Regions from separate parts of the Homo sapiens genome. Here region 2 is linked to region 1. Evidence: chromatin loops called from intact Hi-C (ENCODE). Cell type or tissue: chondrocyte. All regions are shown on one strand. Each heading gives the region's core, and the rest is flanking DNA. Links, peaks and the distances in the headings are about the cores only.

The links. Peaks named below come from ENCODE experiments on the same cell type or tissue, not always from the same donor. Only the 100,000 strongest peaks of a DNase experiment are listed, where the experiment ranks them.
Region 2: a loop joins it to region 1, with 2.0 times the contacts of the local background. A loop is called at or near these places in 10 of 110 quality-filtered maps.

Annotation. Positions count from the first base shown.
Region 1 is chr15:55,532,318-55,543,006 of GRCh38, reverse strand. It overlaps PYGO1 (pygopus family PHD finger 1), which reads left to right. Exons shown (of 3, transcript NM_001367806.1): 3 at 1-4,123. Among named protein-coding and RNA genes, the nearest start is that of DNAAF4, 29 kb to the right of the region's middle. In chondrocyte, for the core only: no CTCF peak of the experiment used is centred there; no DNase peak of the experiment used is centred there.
Region 2 is chr15:55,585,156-55,595,844 of GRCh38, reverse strand. PYGO1 (pygopus family PHD finger 1) reads left to right here and starts at 7,500. Exons shown (of 3, transcript NM_001367806.1): 1 at 7,500-8,010. The coding sequence starts at 7,962. LOC124903497 (a long non-coding RNA gene) reads right to left here and starts at 7,295. Exons shown (of 2, transcript XR_007064647.1): 1 at 7,026-7,295; 2 at 4,048-6,542. RefSeq lists silencers at 7,479-7,598, 7,679-7,728. In chondrocyte, for the core only: a CTCF peak has its summit at 7,513; DNase peaks (open chromatin) are centred at 7,065, 7,574 and 7,890.

The DNA.
Region 1 (10,689 bases), core at 1,897-9,896:
TACTCACCAAAGCTAGGTTATTGACAGAAAGGTGGGTTTTTTTTTGTTTTTTTTGTTTTGTTTTGTTTTGTTTTTGTTTTTTGCCAGTCTTGCTCTGTTGCCCAGGCTGGAGTGCAGTGATGAGATCTCGGCTCACTGCAACGTCTGCCTTCCTGGTTCAAGTGATTCTCCTGCCTCAGCCTCCTGAGTAGCTGGGATTACAGTCGCCCACCATCACACCTGGCTAATTTTTGTATTTTTAGTAGAGACGGGTTCACCATGTTGGCCAGGCTGGTGTCAAACTCCTGACCTCAAGTGATCTGCCCGCCTCAGCCTCCCAAAGTGCTGGGATTACAGGTGTAAGCCACCACGCCTGGCCAGACAGAAAATTTTAAAAAGCATCAGTTCCTTTCTCAGAACTTGACTTGCTCATGCACTAGAGAATTTGTGGTCCACATGCTTCTAGGTGTTACTCGATTCACTAATACTGAAACAGCTCAGCTTGTGAAAGATAAATTGTTCTTCAGACAGAGTGCTTAGAATTAGATTTGTGATCAGTGTTTTCCTTTTGTGTGAAATACTTTAGAGTACTGCTATAATTGTTATTCAAATTAGAAGGTTATATACATAAAACTAAAGATTTTCTTGTACTAGTGCTTATTCTTCATAAACACAGTGTAAAGAAATCTACTTTTTTGGTGGTTTGTTTTAGACTCCCAACTCTGCCTAGTGGCAGAAAAACCTCTTAATAGTGTGGGTCATCATAAAATCTGCCAACTTTAATCCAAATAAGTATCAAGAGTCTTCATTCAATATTCTTTCAAACTTGTTTGTCTCGAACAAATTAGAGTTTTAGCACTTATTGTTCAATGTACTATAGTAATTGTATTTAATAGTAAGAAAATATATAAGCAATGATTTTTTAAAAGGGAGTTCTCAAGAGTTTTGGATTTCTTTCTGCCGTGTATAGAGGTTTCTTATGCATGGACATTTGTGCTGTTTTATATCTTTTTCAATTAAAAAAAAATTTAAAGGCATCAGGCTCCCTAAGTTCATTTGTAAATAGTGGCTTGGAACTCTACACAATAGGGAAGCTCCTAAAGGCTCATTTAGACCATAATCTAGTTAATAGTATCATGCTGAACTCTCAGTTTTCTTTAGGAAACCAATCAATCAGTGTAGGAGGGAGAAAGAAGCAGAGGTCTTGTCTTTTTCCTGATGTGATTAGGAGGTTAAGTTCTTTGGTGTGGGTTTCTTTGCATTTGCCCCCTTACCATGCTAAACTCTGGTGAAATGTATAAGCAGCCTTGGCTTTTCCTCTCCTGGGTGCTCTGTGCTTCAACATTTTATATCTTTCCTCCCATCAGAAATCCTGTGTCTTTGTGTGGCAGTAGTAGTTGGCTAGACTTTAAGAGAAAAGCATTTTCTACTAAGGTATGAATGAAGATAGTGGGAAAAGTGTCATTAAATTTCTTTTTTAAAAAAGTATGTTTATTAAGAATGAATCTTTAATATCTAACATTTCAGACAATATGACCGCATTTCAGATACCATGGGAAGCAGTACATTTAGTGAATTAGCTGGTACTGTCTGAGGGTACTTCCAGTTTCCTTTAGGCTGTTGTGACTTTTCACAGCTTCCTCTCCTCTAATTCTGAACTTAGAGATTTTCTTCTCATTTCTAATTTTTAGTAGCTTATTGTTCCATCCAGTAGAGCATTATAAAAGTCACATCTGCATCTTCCAACTTATGGTACAGTGATGGGAATTTGGAAGCACCCCTGGAGCAAAGAGGCTAGGGATAGCATTAACATCTCCCAAGACAAGTGGTATAGGGGAAATGAAGGAAAGACTGTGGCCATGTATATGCCAGGCGTTAATACATCAGAGCTGCCTGTATTTAATTTAAAACTTTTGATGAAACTCAGTGGATAAGCATCTTTGTCATATTTTGTCAATAATACATTACTTGCAATTATATTAAAACTTATTCTAAATACCTGTACCTTTCTTGTTCTGTAGATGTGTAGATGATGTTGCTTGTTTGTCAAAATATTATCTTTTATAAAAGAAAGTCCTGCTTCTTATCATGATGTATGTGACTTAAATGATTGTTTCATATTAAAACTATTTCTTCCTTATGTACTGTTTACATATACCTCTTTTTGGGATATTAGTTCAGTACTTTTATACAAATCTGAGTGTGTTCCACATTGGTGACATGTATTTTTGCAGTAACTTTTTGTTTTGTTCTTAGAACATGTCTAAAGTAACACATGCACTAGTGCTGTGGTCTGTGGCAAAATTACTGTAATTCAAATTGGAAAAAAAAATGTTTCCAGACTTTGTCCAACATTTATTCCTATGGCAAAGGAAATTACTATGTAATACTAATTATTTCTTATGCTGGTATGTTTTAAGCTACTCTATGAAGTATGTGAAACATCAATATTTATGGATTAATAGATGGCCTGATGTCTTTCAAATGGGAGAGGAGTAAATTTTAGTGTTACCAACTCATGACACTTGTAATACAATAAATCTTAAAATTTTTATTTTCCACTTACAGGTATACTTTACTAAATAATTACCTTAAATGGCAGTGCATATTAGGATTTTTTAGCACATACTACTAAAATTATATAGTAACTTTTAACTTGTGCTGATATTTCCCAACCAAAAAAGACATCATTCACTTCATCATAACCAAAATAAGTAGTACTGTAATATTTATCTTCATTTATTTAGACATGATTAAGATACCGTAAGACTCCTCTAATTTACCTGGAATTTTTAGCCATTGATTCAAGGACTTGAATGCTGTTTACTTGGTACTACCTAATGAAAGGATTTGGTAATAAAGGTTATAATCACGATTTTAAAGAAAAATGTTTCATCTTGAAGGCAAATTTTTAAGCTTTTTATTTAGAGGTGTTTACTTAAGAATAGTAATTTAAAAGCATTCTTATTTTGTCATTAAGACAAGTACCCAAAAGAATTGTAATAAGTAATACTTGGCCAATGCAAATTTGTACATTTGAAATCATACACTTGAAAGAAAAAAATGAAGGCTTGTGAGTGCTTAAACTGCATATCTTTTTAAAAATTCAAATTTTAGACATATCAGTTTAAATTATCCTTAATAAGGTTTTACTATGTCAGTGATGTATATTACAAAATGTCTACCTATGTTATGTTAATGATATCTCTATACTGCATCATATTCGGCATGGTTATGGTATATTTTGTACTTTTGATTGTGGACTATTGATAGGATTGATATAGCAATAAATCTGATTCAGACTTAATATTTTTTAAAACGCTAGATACCATACTGTATCATAATCCTATTATATTTGACTTGAATGCCCAAAATTTTCATAGTTCTATATTTTATGTTAAAAATTTAGTATTACATGTTAGGGATTTATTTTTGTCTGCTATTTTCACATACATTCTTTTAGAACTGAGTCTGTTTCTATTTAGATCATAGACGTCTAAAGAAGTATTATTAATTCATGAACTGCTTTGTGGAAAAATTTAAATAAAGTATGAAATGACTAGATTACCCCAAATTGTTTATTTTTTTTTTTGGTTAATGACCAGGTTACAATTCTCAGACAAATGAAATTGGCTTGATAACTGATTGAATATAGTAGATAATGGAAAGTTTGACTCTTTAAGGGCTTCCAAGTGTTAAATACATTCTCAATTCTGAATTACTTCATAGTAACTACTTAAATAATGGTAAGCCAATTCTCCTTTTTCTTTTTGAGATATTTAACACAATTTGCGTCTTCTGATCCCATTCCCTTCTTCCCCAAAAACCATGCTAGAATTTAAAATTGGAAGAGTTTAATTTGTCATCTACATTTTAGTTTTTTTATTCTATAGATAAGTAAGAAGACAAGTAGACGTTCTGCTGTCAAGACAGTCCATGTTATTGTTGGCCATTCTTTTCAGGGATAATGCTTAATGTTATTTGTGCGTTGTATAAGGAATGTTGTTTATCAGTATATAGACCTACCATTAGTAGAAATGATGTATGGCAGGCTTTCTTGAATAATATGTATTGTAAGTTTGTTTCCTATAGTGTTATTATGGTTCAGATTCTTTTAAATAAAGCTAGTTTTTAAAGAGAAAAATAACTTTTTAAAGCGTTTGACTTTCATCAGGACAAGTAGGTGTGAGAATCTTGGCTTTGGGTGGGAGATGTCCAGTATAACATCAAGCAGGGAATAGCCTACAATTTATCAGTGTAATTTTATACTAAGGAGAGAACCAGTATTTTTAGTCAGGCCTTGCTGTATACATATTTTTTCTGTGAAGTCTATTCAGAAAACTGAGTCCTGGATTTCCTTAAGAAATTGTGAGCATGACATATTTACTTTGATTTTAACAGTTTGTGACTTCAGTTCTGTTAGTAAAAATTATTTGGAGAAGAGTTTTACAACTTCAGCAGCTTAATGACCCCTGGGGCAGAGACACCACTGTAGCAAATATTAAGAACAAACTTGTGGCTGGGTGCAGTGACTCACGCCTGTAATTCCAGCTACTCGGGAGGCTGCGGCACGGGAATCACTTGAATCCAGGAAGCAGAGGTTGCAGTGACAGTGAGCTGAGATTGTGCCGCTGCACTCCAGCCTGGGCGACGGAGCGAGACTCACGAGACTCTGTCTCAAAAAAAAAAAAAAAAAAGAAAAGAAAAAAAGAACAAACTTTCTTGAATGATAAGACCTCTAGTTTCCTTGAAACAATCATCAGTTGCCTTGAGTCTGTTACATAAAAAGAGGCTGAATAAAATAATGTGTCAACTGATGAAAGCTTGACATTATAGGTAAGAAGTGATAAGATGAAATCTCAAGATAAAATTTGAATGCGTGACATTTCAAATTTAATAGGAAAAAATAAAAATATGTGTATCTCGCTGAAGGAGAGAGAAGATATATATAGAGAGAATTCTTATCAAATAACATTGATGCTCTAAGTTACTCCCTCTGTTTTAAACATATAGCAGTGATAAATATGAAAAGATAAAATTGAACTCAAAACCATGCTAAATCCAAGGACAAGTAATATTGTACAGAAAGAAAGCATGAGCCATGGTGAAGCAGTAGCCTGCCTGACTCTGAGTTCTCAAGCAGAAACTTGCAGTAGGAAATTCTAATCTGACAAGGTAATGAGGTCTAAACATCTTAAAACATGAGATGCAATAACAGTGCTAAAAGGGAAATATATAGCTTTAGATTATTTTTAAGTCCAAAGTATGATGAGCTAAGTTGATCTCAAGAGACTAAGAAAACAACAACAACAAAAAACTTGAAAGTAGAAGGAAGGAAATAATAAGAAATAAAATAGGAAAACACTAGAAGGAATAAGAAGACCATAAATAGGTTATTTAAACAATAAAGATGAGGCCCAGAGCGGTGGCTCATGCCTGTAATTCCACACTTTGGGAGGCCAAGGTGGGAGGATCACTTAAGCCCAGGAGTTCAAGATCAACCTGGGCAACATAAGGAGACTCTGTCTACAAAAAATTTTTTTAATTAGCTAAGTGTGGTGGTGCACACCTGTGGTCTCAGCTGCTCAGGAGGCTGAGGTGGGAGTATTGCTTGAGCCCAGGAGTTGAGGCTATAGTGGGCCTTGATATGCCGCTGCACTTCAGTCTGAGCAAGAGAACAAGACCTTGTCTAAAAAAAAAAAAAAAACTGAGCCTCTGACAAGACTGATTTTTTTTTTTTTTTTTTTTTTTTTTTTTTTTGAGATGGAAACTTGTTCTATCACCCAGGCTAGAGTGCAGTGGCACGATCTTGGCTCGCTGCAATCTCCACCTCCCAGGGTCAAGCAATTCTCGTGCCTCAGCCTCCTGAGTAGCCGGGATTACAGGCGCATGCCACCATACCTAGCTAATTTTTGTATTTTTAGTAAAGACGGGGTTTCACCATGTTGGCTAGGCTGGTCTTGAACTCCTGACCTCAAGTGATCCGCCTGCCTCAGCCTCCCAAAGTGCTGAGATTACAGGCATGAGCCACTGTGCCCGGCCAAAACTGATTTTTTTTTTTTTTTTAATGGTAGGCAGAAATATCAGGAATGAAAATGGAGGCAAGCATAGCACTGCTTTAAGCCGGTGCTGAGCTGGGATTTCTCTCCGCTGCTGTACCACTTGTGAAAGGAAGCTAAAAACTGAAACCTACCTTCAACTGATACCTGGGGCTCTAATTTATAGGAAGATGCAGGGCTAAGGGGGTAGAAATACGCAGTTTTTAAAATGTACAGAGTTGGTAACTGGTTTACAATATGAAGAAAGAATTGAAGCAGTGAATTAGCATGTAACACCTCGCTGAATTGGGGTCCCTAAGACACAAGTTGGAGGCAACCCAAAATTGCTAGAAAGAAAAGGATGAACCCAGAGGAAAGAAAGATAAATGAAGGGAACAAAAAAGACACTGCGAATCAAAATTTCTGAACACATGAGATCTGAAGACAGGAAAACCAGCAAATCAATACCTTTTGAAATTTCAGTCCACTCAAGATGAAAATAATGGAATAAACTGAAACTTTAAATAAGTTTGCTTAGGACTTTGAAAAGTAAGCTAAACAATAAAATAGAAATGATGAAACCCAAATAAGTAGACATTAATCCATTCAATATTTTACTGTCTTAATATGTTCAGGCGCTCTTCTGGATGCTAGAACTATAGCAGTAAATCAAACAGACAAAAATCACTATTCATGAGGTTTTTATTCTAATGATACAGACAGTAAAAGGGTAAGTGCAATTAAGAAATGAAGGGGCTAGGTGCAGTGGCTCACACCTGTAATAGGAAAATAATAGGAAAATAATAGGAAAAAGAAAAATACTAATCAAAGAAATATAGCAGGCCGGGTGCGGTGGCTCACGCCTGTAATCCCAGCACTTTGGGAGGCCAAGGTGGACGGATCACCTGAGGTCAAGGGTTTGAGAGCAGCCTGACCAACATAGTGAAACCCCGTCTCTACTAAAAATACAAAAATTAGCCGGGGGTGGTGGCATGCACCTGTAATCCTAACTACTCGGGAGGCTGAGGCAGGAGAATCGCTTGAACCTGGGATGCGGAGGTTGCAGTGAGCCGAGATCTTGCTACTGCACTCCAGCCTGGGCAACAGAGCAAGACTCCATCTCAAAAAAAAAAAAAAAAAAGATAGAAAAAAGTATACCAGAAAAATACTAATCAAAGAAATATAGCAGGCTGGGCACCTTGTTCACATGAGCCAGCAGCAGCAGCAGTAGTGGCATAGTGGCAGCATGGTGGGGGCACACCCATCCGCTGCAGCAGGATGTAGCAGGTGCTGGGGTGCCTGCCTTTGTGCAGGCATTCACCACAGTGGCGAAGGAGTACAGCTTCCAGGGGCCCCTGCTGGTGACTATGTGTGCGGTTGGCTGGTGGTAGTGTTAGAATGGGGTGCAGGCAGGCGCAATCTGTATGTGTTCTCTGTGCACCACAGGCAGGGGTGGTCACTCAAGTCGGGGGAGGTTCCGCTGGTCTCTGTGCCTAGTTTCATTCCCATGGCAGTGTTGGTGCAAGGGCATGCCAGCAAAGCAATGTGGGGGGTTGCTGTGGGCCAGGCAAAACAGCGTGTAGGGAGGGAGTGGGTGGCCTGGTGTGTGGCTGTGGGGGCTGTCCTGCTGTAGTTCTCTTGATGGTCAGGCATGGTCCACCAGCACAGAAACTATGATGTGAGCCCCCAGGACACCCAAGGCTGTTTGACAGGCAGGCTCAATCAGGCCTGGGCCCCAGGAGGGGCCAGCAGACCAACGGATGCTCATGTCAGACCGGCCTGTCTGATGGGCAAGACCACGTAACAGAGTTCAGGTCCAACACTTCCTCTAGGGCTAAAGTCTCCTATGGGAGCATGTTGAGCCTAGAGAGATGGGTTATCCTGGCCATGCTTCGCTACAGATGCTCCCACACCAAACCCTCTGGGCTCCTCTTCAGCAGACGTGCTGCCCCTACCAGTTCTCTGAGCAGCTATCCCTGCCAACTCAAGGGTCCTTGGTGGTCAGGGGGTCTCCTGCCAGGATTCCAGAGGCACGCAGTGAGAGTGGGTTGCTCCTTACCAGTTCAACTTACCTGTTCCCTCAGAGTTTCTGAGGGCCAGGAATGAGTCCTGGTGCATAGTAGCCCCATGCAGGGCTCCCAGCTTCCTCCTGCTTCAGCCTAGCTTCTGTGTCTTCCCTTTGTTCATTCTGGTGCCTTCCCTCTGAAGATCTGTTAGGAGTATAACAGTCATCTCAGTCCCTCAGTGGCAGCTGTTCCATCTGGTTGCATCTAGTTGGCCACCTTGCCCCCATTTTCACCCAAGAAAACATTTTATAAATATTTTTAAAACCCCACCAAAATGATAAAATAATCATGGACATGTATGATTGCAAAAGAGCCTCAACATATATAAAGCAGAAGATACAATCACAGAGAATTATAGGGAGAAATAAGCAGCAATTGCTTAAGATTTTAAAACAAATTTCTTTCAGAAAATGATAGTCCAAGCATCAAATTTTTTAAAATTATTTTTAATATATATTTTTGTCCACTTAGGCTGCTATAACAGAATACTATTGACTAGGTAGTATGCAGACTATGTTGTCTGACCAAAAGATAATGAAAAAAAACTATGTATGTTTAGAAAATGAAAGTAAACTCTTGACCTCATGTTCCGCCTGCCTCGGATTGAGACCATCCTGGCAAACATGGTGAAACCCCGTCTCTACTAAAAATATAAAAGTTAGCCAGGTGTGGTGGCAGGCACCTGTAGTCCCAGCTACTCGGGAGGCTGAGGCAGGAGAATCACTTGAATCTAGGAGGCAGACGTTGCAGTGAGCCAAGATCATGCCACTGTACTCCAGCCTGGTGACAGAGCGAGATTCCATCAAAAAAAAAAAAAAAAAAAAAAAAGGTAAACTCTTTAGTACTTAATTCATCAGAAGGAAAGTTATGTAACATTTATACCTTAAAGACAACTTAAATACTACACATCAAAACCACAGGGGTAGGTTTAGGATATAGAAAACTGCAAAGAACCTCATTTCCACTCTAACCATGAGAAAAAGCTGGATAATCCACAAAACCATGACTTTTTCTAAAACCATCATAGAGCTAATTTTAAAGGCAATCAAGTAATCTGAATAGCAAAGAGAAACAAGATTCTCCAAGGAGAGAAAGCACATTAACGATTTCACATTTAGCAAAGTGGAAGAGAAAGGTGGCCATCATATCAATGGGAAAGAAGAAATCAACTAAATTGTTTTAAAGGCCATATATGGGTTAGTGTGTCAGTTTGTCATAGGTGGGGGCCTCAGACACCAAGTGAGTTTGCACTCCCTTGTAGGCCTTCACTGGATGCTCAAGAAAATGACTGGGGGCAGGAGAGAAGACTGAAGAAATCCCCCTCACCCACCACCCACAGCAGTGGTTCAAATGTTCATGTGATTAGTAGATTCTTGGCGACAGGCATAAAGTGCAATTTTCTAACCCCTTCTCTCCTACAAATCAAAAGTCTTAAAACATTGGGGAGGATCATCAAACTCTTTTGTCCCTGGACACAGGCAAAGAATTATTGTTTTTAGGGGAGGGCCAGAAGAAAAGCTTGTTTGCTTCTTGGTAACAGATAGGAAACTATCCCAATACCAGAACAAAGGCAAAGATCCATTGCTGCTGGAATGGTAAGGGAGGAAGGGTAAAGGAAAAAACTCTTTGCCACTGTAGGAAGGACAGGGAATTTCTTGGGCAAAGGAGGCTTCATTGATATCAAGCAGATTATGAGAGGAAGTCCTGGAAGGGGGTAGGAAACTGTGTCCCTAGACCAATCACAAAGATAAGGCAGAGCTGGTGGCCATGAGAGGAAGGAAAAGAATAATGAGGAAGTCCCACTACTGAGACACAGGTCCTGTGCCTCTCCCCTAAGCACAAGACCTTAGTAGCACACCTGTAGAGGAATCTGAAGTTTGTGTTGCACTAAAGACAGCTCTACCAACAACAAAACCCAAACCCAGCTCAGCCAAGGCAAACAAAAGCTGAGAATTTGTTGCAAGCAGACCTGTGCTACCAGAAAGATTAAAGGATGTTCTTCACGTCGTATGTTCTCATAAGTGGGAGCTAAGCTATGAGGATGTGAAGCCATAATAATGACACATGGACTTTGGGGACTCGGGGAAAGGGTGGTAAGGGGGTCAAGGATAAAAGACTACAAATTGGGTTCAGTGTATGCTGCTCGGGTGATGGGCGCACCAAAATCTCGCAAATCACCACTGAAGAACTTACTCATGTAACCAAATACCACCTGTTCCCCAAAAACCTATGGAAATAAAACACACACACACACACGAAAAGAAATAAATAATTCTTCTTTTGAGAAGTCTGAAAAAAAGGATGTTCTTCAGGCAGAAGGATTATATTGCAGAGAAACTTGTATCCACACCAAAAAATGAATAGTGTTGGAAGTAGTAAAAATGAAGGTAAATATAAAAGATATTTCTTCTTGTTTGTAATTGCTTTGACCCACATATTATATATATATGTCTATATATAGAGAGAGAGACTGTCTATATATATATAGTCTATTGATTTCTGAAAACATTGCCAAGATAATTCAATGGAGAAAGGGTACACTTTTTAAACACATGATACGAGACAATTGGACAACCATATGTGAAAAAATGAGCCTGGACCTATAC
Region 2 (10,689 bases), core at 2,690-10,689, 52 kb before region 1:
GCGAAATCCCATCTCTACTAAAAATACAAAAATTAGCTGGGTGTGGTGGTGGGCACCTGTAATCCCAGCTACTCGGGATGCTGAGGCAGGAGAACCAATTGAACCTGGGAGGCAGAGGTTGCAGTGAGCCAAGATCATGCCATTGCATTCCAACCTGGGCAACAAGAGTGAAACTCTGTCTCAAAAAAAGAAAGGCTAAAGAGAATAAGATCAAAAGTATTCTGAAGTAAAACTTTGTCCCATATTTCATAATATAGAAAATAAACATGTATTTAGGGCATGACAGCAAATATTTGGGAGGCACCATTTTATGACATAGTATATTCCAGAACCAAAGGTGCTTATTGATATGAGGTCCCTTACAGAGCTTTGCTAGGCTAAAGTACACACCATCATTGTGTCAATAATAAATTTATTGCCTCTCAACTCCAAATTTATCCTTCCTTGCCTGCTCTGCAAAAATGGAGCTGGACTCTAAATATTAATATTTTGCCTTTGCCAGCTGGCATGATGTTAAACTTTGTCAGTAGAAGGTGCTGGAGAGACATTATAAGAGTAAGGGGCTTTTGCTTTCCTTCCTGTTTCGGTTGTTCCTCTGAACGGGTTTCTGCAGCATTCATAGCCTCCTTCCAGGTCCTGCAGTGCTGGCAACATCAGTGCCAGGCTCTGCAATGCCGGCAGCACCCAGGGCATCTTCCTTTGGCACTCCCCTCAGAAGGTAGCACCACAGCAGCTTCTCTGGCATCCAGTGAGCCGCAGCTGTGCACTCACCGGTAAGGTCAGGATCTTAGCCTGGAGAGGAGGGGGACCTCTTCTTTAGGTGCTTTATCTTAGTTTTAAGGATAGTGCCTGCTCCTTATATCTGTTTTTCTCAAATACTTTAGCATTCTCTTTACTTCATACTGTCCCTCACTTCACTTCATACTAATCCCTTACTACTTCAATCCCTTGGTATAGTTAATAATCCTTTATATTAAACTTTCTCCATTCAAACTGTGTGCCCCTTGTGTCCTGATGGAATCCTGATTAATACAAACCATCTTCCAAAGTTTGCTGTTGTTATTGCCCTCAACTTTGAGCTTTTGATAGCACTATATTTGTCAACGAAAGGCTCCTGGATATGATTGGCCGATGGCTAGAGTTTGCTAAACTGGCTGCAGCTTCAATTACAACATGAAAGGATTCAAACCAATTTGCAAAACTTCCAAACATCTAGATTGGATTTGATTTTTATTTCCATTCAATGTAATACAAATCTGTGATTGCAAATGTTTTAAAATAGAACTTACAGAAATATTTTCCTTTTTTTTTTTAAAGTGTACATGTTAATCGAAACCAACTTAGATTAGAGGCTGAGTGCTTAAACATTGCATCACGCAACCATCCACAATAAAAACATGCAAAATTTGAGATGAAAAATATTAAAAGCAGACTATAAAATCAATACTTTAAAATATAAGAAAACCAAAAAGTTCAGTAGATGCCAGGCCAAGGATGACTGATGATAGAAATGAGTACTTCTTTCCGCAGCATGTGATACTGTTTCTTCCTTTTCTTTATTGCCCTAACAGTCCTGTTTTCTTTGTCATTCTTTCATGATTTCCTTTACAGCCTCCTCTATCTTTGTTAACCTTTTAAACTGTCATCATTTCCTTGCATTCTGTTCTTGGCTCTTATTTTTCTTTGGTCCTTGATGAGTTTATCCATTCTTAGGTAATGTCTCCTTCATGTGTATCTGCAGCCTAGGCCTGTCATCTGAGCTCCAGAGTCCTTTATATAGCCCATGTTCTAGCCCAGGGGTCAGCAAACTACCATGTGTGGGCCAAATCCAGTTCATTGCCTGTTTTTTTTTTTTTTTTTTTTGAGTCTTGCTCTGTCGCCTAGGCTGGAGTGCAGTGGCGCGTTCTTGGCTCACTGCAAGCTCCGCCTACAGGATTCACGCTGTCCTCCTGCCTCAGCCTCCTGAGTAGCTGGGACTACAGGTGCCCGCCACCACGCCCGGCTAATTTTTTGTATTTTTAAGAGAGACATCGCAGACTCAGGTGTCCGAAACTAAGCTCATCATCATCCCACTTCACCAACTATTACCACCATCAAATGTCTCCCTGTATTCTGTGTCACCTAAAACAAGTCTGGGAGCAAATTCCTGATTTGTCCTTCACCTTCCCCATCTAAACAATTACCACGTTGTCAGTTGTTACCACCATTCCTTATGCTTCCTCTCCACTACCCCACTTCAATGTAGAAGGCCCTCATCCATCTCTTACCTCATTTTCTCTATAATTTCCTTTTTTAATTTTTTTAACTTTTAAGTTCAGGGGTACATGTGCAGTTTTGTTATTTAGGTAAACCTGTGTCATGGGGGTTTGTTGTACAGATTATTTCATCAGCCAGGTATTAAGCCTAGTACCCAACAGTTATTATTTCTGATCCTCTCCCTCCTCCCACCCTCCACCACCTGGTAGGCCCCAGTGTCTCTTATTCCCCTCTATGTATCTATGTGTTCTCATCATTTAGCTCCCACTCATAAATGAGAACATGTGGTGTCTGGTTTTCTGTTCCTGTGTTAGTTTGCTAAGGATAATGGCCTACACTCCATCTATGTTCCTGCAAAGGACATGGTCTTGTTCTTTTTATGGCTGCGTAGTATTCCATGGTGTATATGTACCACATTTTCTTTATCTGGTCTATCATTGATGGGCATTTAGGTTGATTCCATGTCTTTGCTATTGTGAACAGTGCTGCAATGAACATATGTGTGCATGTGTCTGTATGACAGAATGATTTATTTTCCTTTGGGTATATACCCAGTAAAGAGATTGCTGGGTCAAATGGTAGTTCTGGGGTTGCAGAGAAAAAGGAATGCTTATACACCGCTGGTGGGAGTATAAATTTGACTTTTTAATAATAGCTGTTCTGACTGGTGTGAGACGGTATCTCATTGTGGTTTTGATTTTCATTTCTCTAGTGATCAGTGATGTTGAGCTTTTTTTCATATGCTTGTTGGCTACATTATAATTTCTAATTGGTATGATTTGAATGTATCTGCTCCAAAATTCAGGTGTTGACAATATGATAGTGTTAGGAGGTGTTGGTTTTTTTTTTCTTTTTGAGACAGAGTCTTGCTCTGTCGCCCAGGCTGGAGTGCAGTTGCGCAATCTCGGCTCACTGCAAGCTCTGCCTCCCGGGTTCACGCCATTCTCCTGCCTCAGCCTCCTGAGTAGCTGGGACTAGAGGCACCTGCCACCACGCCTGGCTAATTTTTTGTATTTTTAGTAGAGACGGGGTTTCACCATGGTAGCCAGGATGGTCTCGATCTCCTGACCTCGTGATTTGCCTGCCTCGGCCTCCCAAAGTGCTGGGATTACATGCGTGAGCCACCGCGCCTGGCCAGGATGTGTTGCTTTTAAGAGGTGGTTAGACCATGCGGATTCCTCCCTCATGAATGGGATTAGGTGCCCTTCTAAAGGGGCTTCATAAAGGGAATGTGCTCTTTTTTGCCCTTCTAGCTTCTGCCTTGTAAGGACACAGTGTTCCTTCCTTCCGGAGGACATAGTGTTCAAAGCACCATCTTGGAAGCAGAGAGCAGCTCTCACCAGATGCCAGCACCTTAATCTTAAGAGTTCTTACCCTCCAGAACTGTGAGGAATACATTTCTGTTCTTTAAAAATTACCCAGTCTGTGGTGCTCTGTTATAGCAGCACAAATAGACTAAGATACTAATGTTCTGTGCCTCTCTAATCCATCTTTCACCTAGTAGCCAGAATGATCTTTCTAAAATTCAGACCTAAACATGTCACTCACCTGCTTAAACTCATCAATGTTTCTCCATTGCTTTCAGGATAAAATCAAACATTCTTGGTGTGGCATGCAATGCCCTTCAGAGGTCTGGCCTCTTGTCTACTTCCTCAAAATCAGCTCCTGCCACTTCTCAAAAGGTACCTTATGCTCCAGCCAGTCCTAACTACTTACAGTCTCCAAAAGATTCATACGTTTTCACCCTTCTTGTCCTTTGGAAACTCTGTTCCCTCTGATTACAAGACTCCATTTGCCCTTGCAATCCATTTTATTTTCTACATGTTCTCACCTCAACCATTTTATGGTAAAATACATATAACATAAAATTTACCATTTTAGCCATCAAATACAATTTAGTGGCATTAATTACATTCACATTGTTGTGTAACTATTACCACTATCCATCTCCAGAAAATTTTCAATATCCCAAACTGAAATACTGTACTCATTAAACAGTAACTCCTCATTACCTAACCTTTATCCTCAACCCCTGGTAACAACTCCTACATGTTCTTTTTTTTTTTTTTTTTTTTTTGAGACAGAGTCTCTCTCTGTCGTCCAGGCTGGAATGCAGTGGCACAATCTTGGCTCACTGCAACCTCTGCCTCCTGGGTTCAAGCAATTCTCTGCCTCAGCCTCCCGAGTAGCTAGGATTACAGGCACCCACCACCATGCCTGGCTTTTTGGTGTGTTTTTAGTAGAGACGGGGTTTCACCGTCTTGGCCAGGCTGGTCTTGAACTCCTGACCTCGTGATTCACTCACCTCGGCCTCCCAAAGTGCTGGGATTACAGGCATGAGGTACTGTGCCCGGCCTCCTATATGTTCTTTTTAAGGCTCTCCTAAAAACATCATCAGCTACCTGCCTCCCAAGCTGAGTGGAGGGTTTCTGTCCTCTGCTGACACGGAAGTCTATTGCAGTGCTTGGCATTTTGCATTGTTCATGTTACCTTAAACCTCTACTTCCTGCCCTAAACTGTGAACTTCTTAAGGACAGGAACCATTGTCTCAATCTCTGTATACAATCTTTGGGTGACAATGTTTTATACCAAATGGCTGATAAATGCAAGTCATCAAATCTGCTCATTGCTTTTGAATCACCTAGAGAGCCTTTAAAAACAGACGTCTAGGGATTCTGACTCTAGTAAATCTGGGGAGGGACTTAGGAATCTGAAATTTTGGAATGCTCTCCAGGTAATTCTGATTATGTGCAAGGAAGCCATCAAGATTTGGAAGTAAAATCGATTTAAAAGACTATGCCCAAGTAAGATGGTCTTTTTATTCTTGATGAATCATTAAAAAGAAGCCAATTCATTTCTCTTGATTTTCATGCTATTTCTGAGTCTCTAGCTTTAGGGAATTACAATAAAGAACTCAAAATCTCTTAGCAATGATTTTTCTGAACCATTCTCCTTCCACTAAGAGTTATAAAATGAAAATATGTCATTTCCATATTTTTCTGGAGGGGGGACAGGGTCTTGCTTGCTCTGTTAACCAGGATGAAGTGTAGTGGTGTAATCATCGCTCACTGCAACCTTGAACTCCTGGGCTTAAGGGATCTTCTTGCCTCAGTTTCCTGAGTAGTTGGGACTATAGGCCGGTGCCACCACGCCTGGCTAATTTTTAAAAATTATTTTGTAGAGAAGGGTCTAGCTTTGTTACCCAGGCTGGTCTCAAATTCCTGGGCTAAAGTGATCCTCCCGCCTCAACCTCCCAAAGTGTTGGGATTTACAGGCGTGAGCCACCACAGCTGGCCTTCATTTCTTTGTTGACTTACCAAAGTGCTTTCAAATTTTCCTCCAACCACCCTATAACATAGATTATTAGATTCAATCTGCTTTATTTTTAATTTTTTTTTTTTTTTTTTTTTGAGACAGAGTCTCACTCTGTCACCCAGACTGGAGTGCAGTGGCGCGATCTCGGCTCACTGCAAGCTCCGCCTCTCGGGTTCACGCCATTCTCCTGCCTCAGCCTCCCGAGTAGCTGGGACTGCAGGCGCCCGCCACCACACCCGGCTAATTTTTTTTTTGTATTTTTAGTAGAGACGGGGTTTCACCGTGTTAGCCAGGATGGTCTTGATCTCCTGACTTCATGATCCGCCTGCCTCGGCCTCCCAAAGTGCCGGGATTACAGGCGTGAGCCACCGCGCCCGGCCCCCAATCTGCTTTATTATATTACCATTTGCTTCGGCTTTATTACACTTACCAAAGCCCTGCCACCCCAGTCGTCCCAGGGCCACTTCAAATCTCTTTATTCATACATCAATGAATATTTTCCCGAACACTTACTATGTGTTACTCAGTATTAGGTACCAGAGGATACAGCAGTGAGCCAGTCAAAATTCCTGCCTGCATGGCGCTTACATTCTAGTTAGGAGGAACCTTCTCCTCAGAGTGCTTCCTGTAAGAATATTTTCCTTAGCCTGTCCTAGTCTGACTCTTCTAATCAGGAATTCCATAATTCCAGACCACCCTTATTAGATAAAGGGTAACATTTGCCTCCGGCCACGCTATGTCTTAACGACGATCAGCCGCTGTGGCGATTGTCTGGTATGCAGCTGTTGAGGCTGTACATTGGCTTCATGTTAACATCTGTTCTCTGTGACACTGTGCAGCTGAATGAGTTGGGTGTCTGTCTCCGGAAGGACGAGACTCCTGTCTGTAGCTAGTTCTGTGTCCTCCCACGCTTCATGAGTGCTTTTCGGTGATTCTTACATCAAAATAAGCCCAGTGGATAACCAGAAAACCTAGCAAAACAAAAACAAAAACAAAAAACAAAAAACAAAAACCAGGGAAAACAATTTCGTAGAAGTGCGTTAAACAATGTCGGAGCTAGAAGAGACCTTCGAGATGTAGCCCCACTGCCTTTTATAGACAAGAAAACTGAGACCCAGAGAGGTTACCTAAGTCGCCTCCGGTCACACAGCCCAACTGAAGAATGTGGACCGGTGATCACATCTAATTTACAATCACACTGGGGGTGTTCCTCCTAAAATTTAACGTCTAAATGAGATCCAGCCGCGTCACCGCTTCTACCCACGCTCCCCCCTCCCCCGCCCACCGTCCTTTCTGGTATTTATTCTACGTCGCTCTTTCTTGAAGAGTCAAGTCGTTAAAATACCAAGTGGAGGCATTCTACAGACAGGTGTCCACACCACGGCCACGCGGACACGGAGTCGGGGAATCTGGATCCCCACATGCCCGCCGAGAACTCTCCAGCTCCCGCTTACAAAGTTTCCTCGCATGGTACGTTCATCTTTCCGATCCCTAGCTGCGAGGCCGAGACGCCTGCTGCTGTGGCCTCCGACGAAGTTCGGAGATGCCCTTTCCTTGCGAAAGCTGGGCCCGGTAGCGTCGGCCGCGGGGTCGGGCGTTCTCGGGCCTGGCGGTCGGCGAGGGAGCGCCGGGCGCGGGGCGGGGCGGCCCCTAGGCGCGCGCTGCCCACCCGGGCTGCAAGAGCCGCGGGCCCGCGAGCCCCGGCTTGGAGCAAGAGGCGCGCGCGGGCCGTGGGGGCTGGGCCGAGGCGGAGCGCGAGGCGGCGGCGGTGGCGGGAGGCGCCGCGGGACGAGGCAGCGGCCCCCGCCCCCCGAAGCCCGTCCCCGCGCGGGGCTGGGGAGCTCAGGGCGGGGAAGCCGCGGGGCCGCGCCACGTCCCTCGCCCGCCCCAGAGCGGGTTTTACAGGCGGCTCCAGTCTGGGGGCTTTTGTGTCTGCGACTCGGGAGCGGCGAGAGAGCAGACCTCCTCCTCAGAGGGCGCTGTGAGTGTGCCGCCAGGGCCGGGCCGCGAGCCTCCTGCTTCCCCTGTCAGCGGCTCCTGAGGCGGCGGCGAAGAAGAAGGAGTGGGAGGAGGCGGCGGCGGCGGCGGCGCACTCGCCCTCAGCACATGCCGGCCCCGGGTGGGGGGCCGCCCCCAGGCCGCGCTCCCGGCCACCGCCGCTGAGCCCCGCCGGTGCCCGCACGCCGCCCCGCCGCCCCGCCGCCCCGAGGCCTCGTCCTCCTCCCAAACTTTGCAAAGTCGGCCCGCGTCCCCACCGCCCTCGGCCGTGCCTCGGCTCCGAGGCTTGCCTCGCAGCCGCAGCGGCCCCGCGAGGAGGAGGAGCCGCCGCCGCAGCATCAAAGAGACCGAATTCCCGCGGCCTGGGGGGGAGTCATGCTTTGCGGTCTGTAATGTCAGCAGAACAGGAGAAGGATCCCATTTCGCTGAAGAGAGTTCGAGGTAACCGAGAAGGGTGCCGGATTGGGGGAACCGGGGTGAGTGAGGTGCGCGGGGCCCCGTGCCCGGCCGCCGGGAGGCCATGGGGCTCTGTCCGGGCCTAAGTCCGCGCAGCCCGCGTCCCGCCGGCACCCCGGGGCCGAGGCTGCGATCCGAGCGCGCGGCCCGGGCGCCCGCTGGCCCCCGAGACATCCGCGCGGATCCCTCGCCTCCCGACTTTGTGTTCGGAGGCAGTTGGAGCCGCAAGCAGCATCCTTTCTTACCCCCTCCTCACCCACCTCTCCTCGTTCTCAAGACAGCACAATAGGCACCTCAAAGGGTGAAAAACAGACACCCCCTGGCAGAGACCTCGAACGGTGCCCACCCCCTCAAAAAAAGTAAGTTGGAGTACACAAGAGTTGATGCTGTTGAAGAAGGGCTCCTGGGCTTTCACGTCTCTCCTGGCCCCCTTCTCGCCCCCCCACCCCGGCAAAGGCAACAAATATTCAGTTTATTTTCCGTAGGTTTAAGAGGAGAAGCTACAAATTCAGAAGGCATTTTCTCTGTTGGTTTATGGATAAGATATTATCTAAAATCAGTGTTATGCATGGTTGATTTTCTTCTTTCTTGCGCACTGGTTAGGAATTTTCCTTTCGTGTTACTATCATCTAAGAAAAATCAGAGGGAACCATGTGTCAAACAAAAGATACTGCATATAAGTTCACAAAAGTCAAATGCCACCCGGAAATTGGGGGATGCCTTTTAGCTCTTAATAAGGTTAAGACTGAAAGTTCTAGAGTTGGAGTAGTACTCACTGTTCATTAAGCAAATATTTATTGAACATCTACTATGTGCTAGACACTGTTCTTGTTACTGGGATACAGCAGTGAACAAAGCAGATAGACAATCTTCATCCAGTAGGAGTTCACCCTCTTGTGGGATAAACAAATGATAAACAGTAGATACAGAATGTCAAATCGTAGGTGGTATGGTGGACAACAAAACAGGAATAGAGGAGAGGAAATATGTGTGGGGATGGGAAGTATGGATTGTATGTAAGGTGATCATGAAAGGGCTCACCTGGTAGATAATGTTTGAGCAAAGACCTAAAGGAAATGATAGAGCCAGGGCCATATGAATTCACGTGGGAAGAGCAGTCTCTGAAAAGCAACAGCAAATGCAAAGCCCCTGTGTCTGGAATATGCCCAGTGTGTGCAATCAACAGCAAAGAAGCTATTGTAACTGCAGCAAAGTGAGCAAGGAAAGAGTCCTGTGACAGGGGCTAAGGAGTAGGATCAAGAATTATTTGATTCTTGAAAAGTGAGCAAAGGTGATAGATATCATTAAGAGTACATTTTTAAATTATAGCATTTTAATAGTAAAATTACAGTCGTTCAGTAGTCTTAATGCTGCCGGCTATAGGATGATTGTGTATTAGAGGGCCTGGTGTGCCATTTAAAAGACTTTGGCTTTTACTCTGAGAAAAGGTCTGCAGAGTTTTGAGCATAAGAGTGAGTGATCTGACATTTTAAACAGGGCATCTTAAGCTGCTGTGCGGAGAATAGACTGTAGAGAAAAGGCTGAAGCAGGGGAGACTAGTAGGGAGGTGATTGCAATAGTCATCCAAACAGGGTAAACAGGGTAAAATGCTTTATAAATCAGTAAGTAGGAAGGTAAATTTCCGGCTGACTTAAGTGATGTAGAGATGAAGGACCACAGTCATTCATTTTTGTTTTTGTTCAATGTGACTAGAAATTAAACATGTATAGAACTAGCTTGTGACACACAATCCAAAAGACATCCACTCAAGAGTATTTTGGTAGAAAATGATTTTCTTAGCCATTTAAGAGAAAACATAATTTAGAGAATATTGTTTTTAAAGGCTTAATATCAGCACAACCTTTAATTTGGTGAAATATTTTAATTGTCTTTTTCTGTTTGTGGTTGTGAGTTGCCAAAGCCTTTAAGGAATAGACCTTCCTGAGATACAATTATTCCCCTGATATTTGTGCTGTATAATTTTGCCTACTATTATAAATTGTTTTGGGGTTAAAGGAAAAGAAAGAGCTATCAAGTTTATACCTTTGAACTGAATTATCAGTCCTAATCAAATTTAATTCTAAATAAAATGGATGAGTGTTTTATTGTGGGTCAAGAACACAGATATATCTTCATTTTGTTCCAACTGCTGTTAAGTTCTATGGCGTAGCTATTGGGGTTGGCTCCGGTGTCAGCTCAAGAATATTCTGAGAGTTAAGTACCAGAATAAAAGACAAAACACTTTTTAAAATAAAAAGTCAGTATTTTTATGTTATGGGGAGAATTTTCTTAATGTCATTTTGTAATAATTAGAACATTCATTAAAAAATTTTTTGGAATATTTTATGATTAGCTCTTCTGAAGCACCATTCTGCTGAACTTCATTGCCCTGGAGCTTTTTGTTATTTAATGTAATTTATATCATCAGACTGCATGCAGGATGTGGTGTTTGCAGGGCATAAACTCTGGAGCAGTGCTTTTCAAACTGTTTCCCATCTGCTGATGTGATAGAGACAGACCTTTTTAATGGTTGTGTATTTATTTTATATGTATTAAAAGAGTCACCAAATACCTTGCTTAGGATAAGGCTAAGATACATATGTGTATAAATACACACATATAGCAATTTAAATGAATTATTAACACACATATAGCAATTACATG